Linked DNA regions of Homo sapiens: region 1 is linked to region 2. Evidence: chromatin contacts called from ENCODE Hi-C or POLR2A ChIA-PET data. All regions are on one chromosome and are shown on one strand. The core of a region is the stretch at or near the end of the contact, and the rest is flanking DNA. Distances in the headings are between cores, read along the strand shown. Region 1 holds the start of PDCD1 (programmed cell death 1). Region 2 holds the start of FARP2 (FERM, ARH/RhoGEF and pleckstrin domain protein 2).

Region 1 (4,513 bases), core at 235-2,734, 500 kb before region 2:
GGTTCTGTCCAGAATCTGCCTTCAGGACAAGTACAGCCAGCAGGGGCAGCTTAGCCACTTATCCACTGCCTGGGCGAGGCACAGGGCTATGGAGGCACCTACCAACCAACAGTTCTCCAGCCCCAGAGCCCCAGCCCCTGAGGCACAAGGGTGGGTGTGCCAGGAGACAGTTGCTGCGGGCCACCTTAGCTGTCTGGCAGCACAGTGGGTGCTGCCAGGCTCCCTGGGGGCCCCCCGCCAAGCCCACCTGGCCAGCTGGGCCCCCCCCACCTCCCCACCAAGCCACCCACACAGCCTCACATCTCTGAGACCCGGGAGTGGCCCTTTGTTCATAAACGAGAGCTTCCTCGCCGTGGCCGCGCCTCGCAGACATCATCTTTGATGCTCTTTTTCCACTGTTTCGGTGCTTTAATGTTTTCCCTTCAGAGCCGGGCCGAGTGTCTCTCGGAGCCAGGCAGCCGCGCCAGCTGTCAGGCGGTTTCTAGCCTCGCTTCGGTTATTTTAAGCTGATGAGCCTGACGCATCTCATCACTAATATCAGCAGTTTCATTTCTCCTGTTTTCCATTCGCTGTAATAAAATGCTCAGCACAGAATACAAGGAGATAAGCAAGCCATTTCACAAACGCCGGGCCGCCAGCCAGGCCCAGGCACTGGACCCCCTGAACCACCCCACCCTGGCACGAGTGGGCTGGAGGGCAGGGCCCCGGGGAAGAAGGTCAAGGCTGGAAGGGGAGGTCAGCCTCACAGCCAGCCCCTGCCACCGCCCCAGCCCCCCCGTCAGGCTGTTGCAGGCATCACACGGTGGAAAGATCTGGAACTGTGGCCATGGTGTGAGGCCATCCACAAGGTGGAAGCTTTGAGGGGGAGCCGATTAGCCATGGACAGTTGTCATTCAGTAGGGTCACCTGTGCCCCAGCGAAGGGGGATGGGCCGGGAAGGCAGAGGCCAGGCACCTGCCCCCAGCAGGGGCAGAGGCTGTGGGCAGCCGGGAGGCTCCCAGAGGCTCCGACAGAATGGGAGTGGGGTTGAGCCCACCCCTCACTGCAGCCCAGGAACCTGAGCCCAGAGGGGGCCACCCACCTTCCCCAGGCAGGGAGGCCCGGCCCCCAGGGAGATGGGGGGGATGGGGGAGGAGAAGGGCCTGCCCCCACCCGGCAGCCTCAGGAGGGGCAGCTCGGGCGGGATATGGAAAGAGGCCACAGCAGTGAGCAGAGACACAGAGGAGGAAGGGGCCCTGAGCTGGGGAGACCCCCACGGGGTAGGGCGTGGGGGCCACGGGCCCACCTCCTCCCCATCTCCTCTGTCTCCCTGTCTCTGTCTCTCTCTCCCTCCCCCACCCTCTCCCCAGTCCTACCCCCTCCTCACCCCTCCTCCCCCAGCACTGCCTCTGTCACTCTCGCCCACGTGGATGTGGAGGAAGAGGGGGCGGGAGCAAGGGGCGGGCACCCTCCCTTCAACCTGACCTGGGACAGTTTCCCTTCCGCTCACCTCCGCCTGAGCAGTGGAGAAGGCGGCACTCTGGTGGGGCTGCTCCAGGCATGCAGATCCCACAGGCGCCCTGGCCAGTCGTCTGGGCGGTGCTACAACTGGGCTGGCGGCCAGGATGGTTCTTAGGTAGGTGGGGTCGGCGGTCAGGTGTCCCAGAGCCAGGGGTCTGGAGGGACCTTCCACCCTCAGTCCCTGGCAGGTCGGGGGGTGCTGAGGCGGGCCTGGCCCTGGCAGCCCAGGGGTCCCGGAGCGAGGGGTCTGGAGGGACCTTTCACTCTCAGTCCCTGGCAGGTCGGGGGGTGCTGTGGCAGGCCCAGCCTTGGCCCCCAGCTCTGCCCCTTACCCTGAGCTGTGTGGCTTTGGGCAGCTCGAACTCCTGGGTTCCTCTCTGGGCCCCAACTCCTCCCCTGGCCCAAGTCCCCTCTTTGCTCCTGGGCAGGCAGGACCTCTGTCCCCTCTCAGCCGGTCCTTGGGGCTGCGTGTTTCTGTAGAATGACGGGTCAGGCTGGCCAGAACCCCAAACCTTGGCCGTGGGGAGTCTGCGTGGCGGCTCTGCCTTGCCCAGGCATCCTTGGTCCTCACTCGAGTTTTCCTAAGGATGGGATGAGCCCCATGTGGGACTAACCTTGGCTTTACGACGTCAAAGTTTAGATGAGCTGGTGATATTTTTCTCATTATATCCAAAGTGTACCTGTTCGAGTGAGGACAGTTCTTCTGTCTCCAGGATCCCTCCTGGGTGGGGATTGTGCCCGCCTGGGTCTCTGCCCAGATTCCAGGGCTCTCCCCGAGCCCTGTTCAGACCATCCGTGGGGGAGGCCTTGGCCTCACTCTCCCGGATCGAGGAGAGAGGGAGCCTCTTCCTGGGCTGCCCGTGACCCTGGGCCCTCTGTGTACACTGTGACCACAGCCCGCTCCTGGACCCTCTGTGCCCGGCTGGCCCTCTGTGCCCAGCCAGCCTGCACCTGGGGATGCCAAGGCCTGGGGAGGGTGGTTTCACCCAGGCCAAGCCTAAGACAGTCCCTCTGGGCCCTGCTGGGTACCGGGGTGTGACACCACTGGGAGGACAAGATGAGGGGCACCCCTGGGGCCGCCCTGACACCCCCTCGAGGCTCCTGCCCCGGGGGTCCTGGTGCCCCTTCACTGTGGCAGGCGACTGGGGGTTCCCCACCTCGGCCCCTCTCCCGGGGCCTGCTCCCCGGCACCTGAGGCAGCATCCTTGTCAGGGCCGTGCCTTCCTGCCTCAGCGCCACCTCTTAAGGTTGGCCCGTGGGTCACTCAGGACTCAGAACTGGAGATTCTGGGCAAAAGGCAAAGAGCAAAGGGCCAAAAGGCATCCCAGGGAGACGACTGCGGGGGAACCAGAGGGCAGAGGGGCGCTCGTCACAGGGGAGGGGGAGCTGAGCGAGGCAGGAGGGGAGCCGAGCCTCTCCCCCCGTGTCCCGGCTCTTCAGGCACGCCCTCGGGACGCCACCCTCCCCGACCCAGGCGGGAAAGATAAGAGCAAGGTGTCCGCAGCCTGACACTCGTGCCTCAGGTGCCCGCGCTTGTGCCGGACAAGACTCTCACAGGTGGCATGCCTCGGTTTCCCCACTGGTAACAGCACAGGGCACTCAGCAAGGCGCAGTGGGCATGACTGGGGTCCTGTGGGTCCTGACCCAGATGTGGCCACCCCGGCCGCAGTGGTCTTCATTCCAGGATGCCTCTTTTCCCTCCTGATCTATTCACTGCGTTCGCCATTCGGTCATTCCCGGGGCCACCACTCCCACCTCAGGTGTGTGCTTCCCTTGTGTTTTATGAGATATCCCCAACCCGGCTGCTTATTGGCCCCGTCCGAGGGCAGGAGCATAAATAAGAGCCTCTGCTTTGGCGTGGGACCACTGTGAGCTCCAGTCAGCGCTGCCACTGCTGAGCTCTGGGCCTTCGACAGGACTTGGCCCCTTACTGACTTCTCCGTGTGCTTTGGGTCATGGGTGAGGACGCCTCCTGGCAAGGCTGCGTCCTGAGGATTAAATCGGGTCATCTGTGAAAACTACCCAGCCCAGCCCCTGACACTTTTTTGTTTGTTTCTTTTAGTGACAGGGTCTTGCTCTGTCACCCAGGCTGGAGTGCAGTGGTGTGATCTCGGCTCACTCGACCTCCGGGGCTCAAGCAATTCTCCCACCTCTGCCTCCAGAGTAGCTGGGACTATAGGCACGTGCCACCCTGCCAGGCTAATTTCTTCCATTTTTTTTAGAGACAGGGTCTCGCTATGTTCCCCAGGCTGGGCTCAAATGGTCCTCCCACCTCAGCCTCCCCAAGTACTGGGATTACAGGCATAAGCCACTGCATCTGGCCTCCATGACACATATTTTTAAAGTCTGATTTTTAAAGTCAAACTTTTGAAGTCAGATTTTAAACGGACTATTTTGAAAAATATACAAAAACGTTTAAAAACAATGAATATCCCTCACCTAGAATCAATAACTAAGAATATTGACACATTTGCTTTGGGGACTGGGCGGCTGGAGCTGCCATGACAAAGCTCCGCCGACCGAGTGGCTTTTAAACAGAGCCTGCCCTCTCGCCGACTGAGGGCTGGACGTGCAGGATGGAGCTCCGCAGGGTCGGCTCCCCTGTGCTCTGAGGGGCTCTGCTCAGCCTCTCCCGGCTGTGGCTTAAAAACAGAGCCTGTCCTCCCGCCGTGGGGGGCTGGACATGCAGGACCGAGGGGCCACAGGGTCGGCTCCCTGTGCTCCGAGAGGGCTCTGCTCAGCTTCTCCTGGCTGGGGGGTTTTGTGGCCACCCTCTGTGTTCCTGGGTTCAGAAGCATCCCCCAGGCTCTGCCTTCATCTCTGCACGGGTGACTCTGTACAGGAAGCCAGGCCTGCTGGTCAATGGCCACCCAGCCCTGTGCCCTCATCTTACCTAGTCCCAGCTGCCGTCACCCTATTCCTAATAAGGCCGCCTTCTGAGGTCATGGGGTTAGGACTTCCACATAGGAATCTGTGGGGACACGGTTCGGCCCACAGCCCTTCCCACCTCCAC
Region 2 (4,387 bases), core at 1,888-4,387:
ATACCAAAGTAGGTTTTGCAGCTGGGATAGGACATGACCACATTTTCATTTTGGGAAGCAATCAGGAGGATGGGCGGGGAAGGGGAAAGATGGGATTAAGCAAGATTCATCACTGCATCCTACAACATTATAGGGCCTTTTTGTTTTTGAATTTTAAAATGGCAATAAGCTAAAACACCAGTTTAGGGGAAAACAATTCATGACTCTTAAAATAAAACCACTTACAACACTCTAACTACCCTCCTGATCCTGTTCACCTCCTCATGTATTTTTACAACACTATGATTGCTGTGTACACACCATTTCAACTTTTCAGTTAAGTCACATTTTAAAGCATATTTCCATGGATCAAAATGGTTCAAATTTTCCTTGGATGGGAGGATGGGATTCAGCTTGTGGAAGCATGTTTACTTGCTATGGAGTACTCTACCCTACTGACACAACAAAGTTTATCAGATTGTTTTGAAAAGTGTGATTCCAAAATCAAAATCTTTGCCACATACTGCTACTTTCCAAAAAGATTAGACCAATTTATAGAATCACTGTCAACTAAACGCTCCCCAGAAAATCACCAAAGACTGGGCTTTATCATATTGCTTTGTAGGATCCTCAACTTTTCAACTCCCTGTGGCATTGACAAATACGCTATGGTCAAAGGACTCTATATTCTGATCTCAGAGAACATGACCGGAATTACCTCAGCTCAGTATCCAACACTACAATGGGGTTTTGCCTGTATATCTAGCACTATGCTGTGTTTATGAAGCTCATGACGCACTGAGTAAAGGGGAAGCTGGCAAGCTGATATGAAAGTGGGTGAAGGAAAAATAAGAACAAAACTGAAAGGACAAGCAGCAGTAAGAAAAATCTGTTACTGTCCGAATATAGAAGAGGTATTGATGTGACTAGAAGCAGGGGTGTTTGGAAAGGAAGGAAGCAACTGAATTCTTTGGGCCAAATGGATTTAAATGAGCTCACATGGAATTGCCCATGCATTGATCTTTGCTTTGGCAATCCAGTTCATACCATTCCCTCTAAACAGGATAAATTTGCTTAATTATTGCCTAATTTTTTCTCTACTGTTTTTTGTAAATATCCAGGGTTAGCTTGTTCTACTTTCTACTCGGATTATTTGTCCACCTGATAATAATAATGGCTAACATTTATTAAGCACTTACCTTGTGCCAGGCATCTTGTTAACACAGCTTTTTTTATTTATTTTTTTATTTTTTTGAGACAGAGTCTCGCTCTGTCGCCCAGGATGAAGTGCAGTGGCACAATCTTGGCTCAATGCAACCTCCACCTCCTGGGTTCAAGTGATTCTCGTGCCTCAGCCTCTCAAGTAGCTATGATTACAGGCGTGCGCCACCAGCCCAGCTAATTTTTGTATTTTTAGTAGAGATGGGGTTTCGCCCTGTTGAGCAGGCTGGTCTGGAACCCCTGAGCTCATGCAATCTGCCTGCCTCGGCCTCCCAAAGTGCTGGGATTACAGCCACTGTGCCTGGCCAAGTAAATTTTAAACTCATTTTTTGAATAAGGAACCTGAGGCAGAGAGAAATGAATACACCTTATATCAACTTCCTCTTTGGGAAAGGAATTAGTATACAAGGAACCTGGAAATTTACTAACGACTGATAGTCCTATAGGTAAATAAGCCAGCAAACGTCTGCAGTCCAGGAAACTGCATCATCAGCATTTAGTTTGTTAACAGTGAACCACCTAATGAGAATCTGCAACAAGGATAGGGCACATGAGAAGTACAGATGGTATTTGCAAGTACCCTAGGTGTGACCCTAAACTGGTCATTCCACCTCTCTCAACCTCCCTTTCCTCTACTTTAAAACGGGGCTGTGCAACTTGGTCATGTCTCTGAAGAGTTTTGGAAAACTGAATAAATAACGAGCATGAAGTGCTTCCTAAACCTTTAAGGACCTCAAAAAACAAAACAAAACAAAACTTTCAACAAGCAGATGTAGAAAATTTAAATTATATTTGGCCTACAAGTAAAGGTTACTCCATGCTTCCCTACCTCAAATGTCCTCTCCCATCTCTCTGGTACTGAGAAAATCTGTGTCGCCTGTTATAAGGCAGTCTACACAAGACCAACACGCTAACCCACTGCCACCTCAGGGTTATCAAACATTTACACAGTGGCCCAGACAAAAATATCCCACGGAAACAAAACAAAAACAAAAACCCAGAGAGAAAAACCACCCTTTAAAGATTTGGCCTTGGGTTTTAAATTTGCCCATCCCTTTTTAACACTATGTATTGACAATCTTTCCTTCAATGATGCCTTGTTCTAATTTCTGCTTTTCACATCCATTAATGGCACATGATAGGCCAGGGGTTGCTGCCATAGCGTAAACGGAAAAGGTGCCCGTAATTCGGGTGTGTAATGTACTGGGCCATATTCTGGTCCCCAGTTTTCATGGGTTTCCCAAAGGCTACCCACTGGCTTATGAGTATTTCTAGCCCTTAGTGGAGTAAAAATATTAACACCTAACACTTGATTCCCACCTTTAAGATACAATTTAAAGAAATGCTAAAAAGGCAAACGGCTCAAAATGCCTCCACCAGGCACCTCCAGGCCCATACCCTGCGGGTCCCTATGGCCCACTCTGGGGTGTCCTTCCGGGATGGGACACTCCCCGGCCCACGGCCCTGCCGGCCTCCACGGGGCACAACTCAACCCGCGAGTCCACGCGGGACACTCCCCGGTCTACAGCCCCACCGGCCTCCTCCACGCGGCACCCCTCAACCCGGGAGTCCACGCGGGCCACTCCCCGGCCCACCGCCCCGCCTGCCCCCACGCGGCAGGCTCCCTACAGACGGACGCTCCTCTAACCCGGACCCGCCTAGGAGCTCCAGCCGCCTCACGATGGCCTTCAGAGGCCGGGCGGGACCATCTCTGGTGGACCGCGGCCTCAGCGCCCCCCCCGCCTGGGCCTCTCGCCTCGGGCCTCGGGCTTCGCCGCCCACCCGGAGAGGCCCACCCCTGCCCCACGCGCCCAGGCCGCTTCACGTCCTCACCCTCGGCCTCTCGCTCGCCCGCCGCGTCCTCACCGGCCTCGCCCGGCCTCCGCAGTCGCAAGCAGCAGCCGCCAGACTCGCGTCGGCGTCGCCTGCTCCCAACTGCCCGCCGGCAGCCCCCGCGCAGCGCGCCCCGCCCTGACCCCGCCCCCGCGACGCGGACGCGCAGTCGATTGGCCTGCGGGGCGCCAGGGCGGAGCCTTCCCGTCCCGCGGCCTGAAAGCGCAAGATCGAGTTCTGATTGGTGAACGGACGGAGAAGGGGCGGGAGCAGGCAGGCAGCTGCGTAGGATATAAATCTGTGCAGCGCTCGGCTCGTTGGGCGGGGCGTCGGCTTGCTGAGCGAGGCAATGTCCTAGGCGAAGCCAAGGCTCGCTGGGCGGGGCTAGATCTTGGGCGGGGAGTCGGCTCGTTGGGTGGGGCTAGGTCCTGGGCGGGGAGTCGGCTCGCTGGGCGGGGCTAGGTCCTGGGCGGGGAGTCGGCTCGCTGGGCGGGGCTAGGTCCTGGGCGGGGAGTCGGCTCGCTGGGCGGGGCTAGGTCCTGGGCGGGGAGTCGGCTCGCTGGGCGGGGCTAGGTCCTGGGCGGGGAGTCGGCTCGCTGGGCGGGGCTAGGTCCTGGGCGGGGAGTCGGCTCGCTGGGCGGGGCTAGGTCCTGGGCGGGGAGTCGGCTCGCTGGGCGGGGCTAGGTCCTGGGCGGGGAGTCGGCTCGCTGGGCGGGGCTAGGTCCTGGGCGGGGAGTCGGCTCGCTGGGCGGGGCTAGGTCCTGGGCGGGGAGTCGGCTCGCTGGGCGGGGCTAGGTCTTGGGCGAGGTCTAGGCTCGCTGGGCGCGGATAGGTGCTGGGCGAGGCCTAGGCTTGCTGGGCGCGGATAGGTGCTGGGCGAGGCCTAGGCTTGCTGGGCGCGGATAGGTGCTGGGCGAGGCCTGGCTCGCTGGGCGGGGATAGGTCTTGGCCCGGGCCTTGCCGGCTGTCCTTGCACCCTTTGGCTCAGTCCCTGGCTGCCAGCCTCCTCCTTCCTCCAACGCATTGCATCCCTCGTGGGACTACAGGGACCGAAGGGGATCATCGAAGGATCGCGCGAGGCTGTGCTAAGGCTGAGACAGGCTGCTCCGTGGTGGCGGCCAGGACGGCCTTCCTCTGGCCTAGGGACCCCCACCCGAGAATGGAAGACTGACTTGCTGTGGCACACTTCCCTTCTCTTGAGAAGTTCATTGAACTCCTATGTGTTCTTCAAGACCCTACCCATCGTGCTCTCCTAGCCCGGCCCTGTCACCCACTGTCACCATGTGGCTGTTGAGGGAATAATTAACTTCAGGAAACACCCGGGCACTTAAGAGACTCCTCCTATGGTGCTGTG

Evidence for each region. A loop is a pair of places that touch in the nucleus more often than their neighbours do. ChIA-PET counts read pairs that join two places held with the same protein, here RNA polymerase II (POLR2A). Pooled maps may share reads with other maps.
Region 1: a map with no recorded cell type shows a loop between it and region 2 (6-fold over the local background). The contact joins the promoter of PDCD1 here to the promoter of FARP2 in region 2. A Hi-C loop is called at or near these places in 3 of 37 single-sample maps with no recorded cell type and 6 of 50 pooled maps. POLR2A ChIA-PET finds 5 or more read pairs at or near these places in 2 of 52 experiments (CD8-positive, alpha-beta memory T cell and T-cell).

Annotation. Positions count from the first base shown.
Region 1 is chr2:241,855,865-241,860,377 of GRCh38, reverse strand. PDCD1 (programmed cell death 1) reads left to right here and starts at 1,484. Exons shown (of 5, transcript NM_005018.3): 1 at 1,484-1,615. The coding sequence starts at 1,540. It overlaps LOC124908032 (a long non-coding RNA gene), which reads right to left and starts at 1,306. Exons shown (of 2, transcript XR_007088436.1): 1 at 301-1,306. It overlaps LOC105373977 (a long non-coding RNA gene), which reads right to left. Exons shown (of 2, transcript XR_924076.2): 2 at 4,102-4,513. RefSeq lists an enhancer at 1,316-2,278.
Region 2 is chr2:241,355,035-241,359,421 of GRCh38, reverse strand. It overlaps FARP2 (FERM, ARH/RhoGEF and pleckstrin domain protein 2), which reads right to left and starts at 3,137. Exons shown (of 27, transcript NM_014808.4): 1 at 3,034-3,137. RefSeq lists a silencer at 2,800-3,349.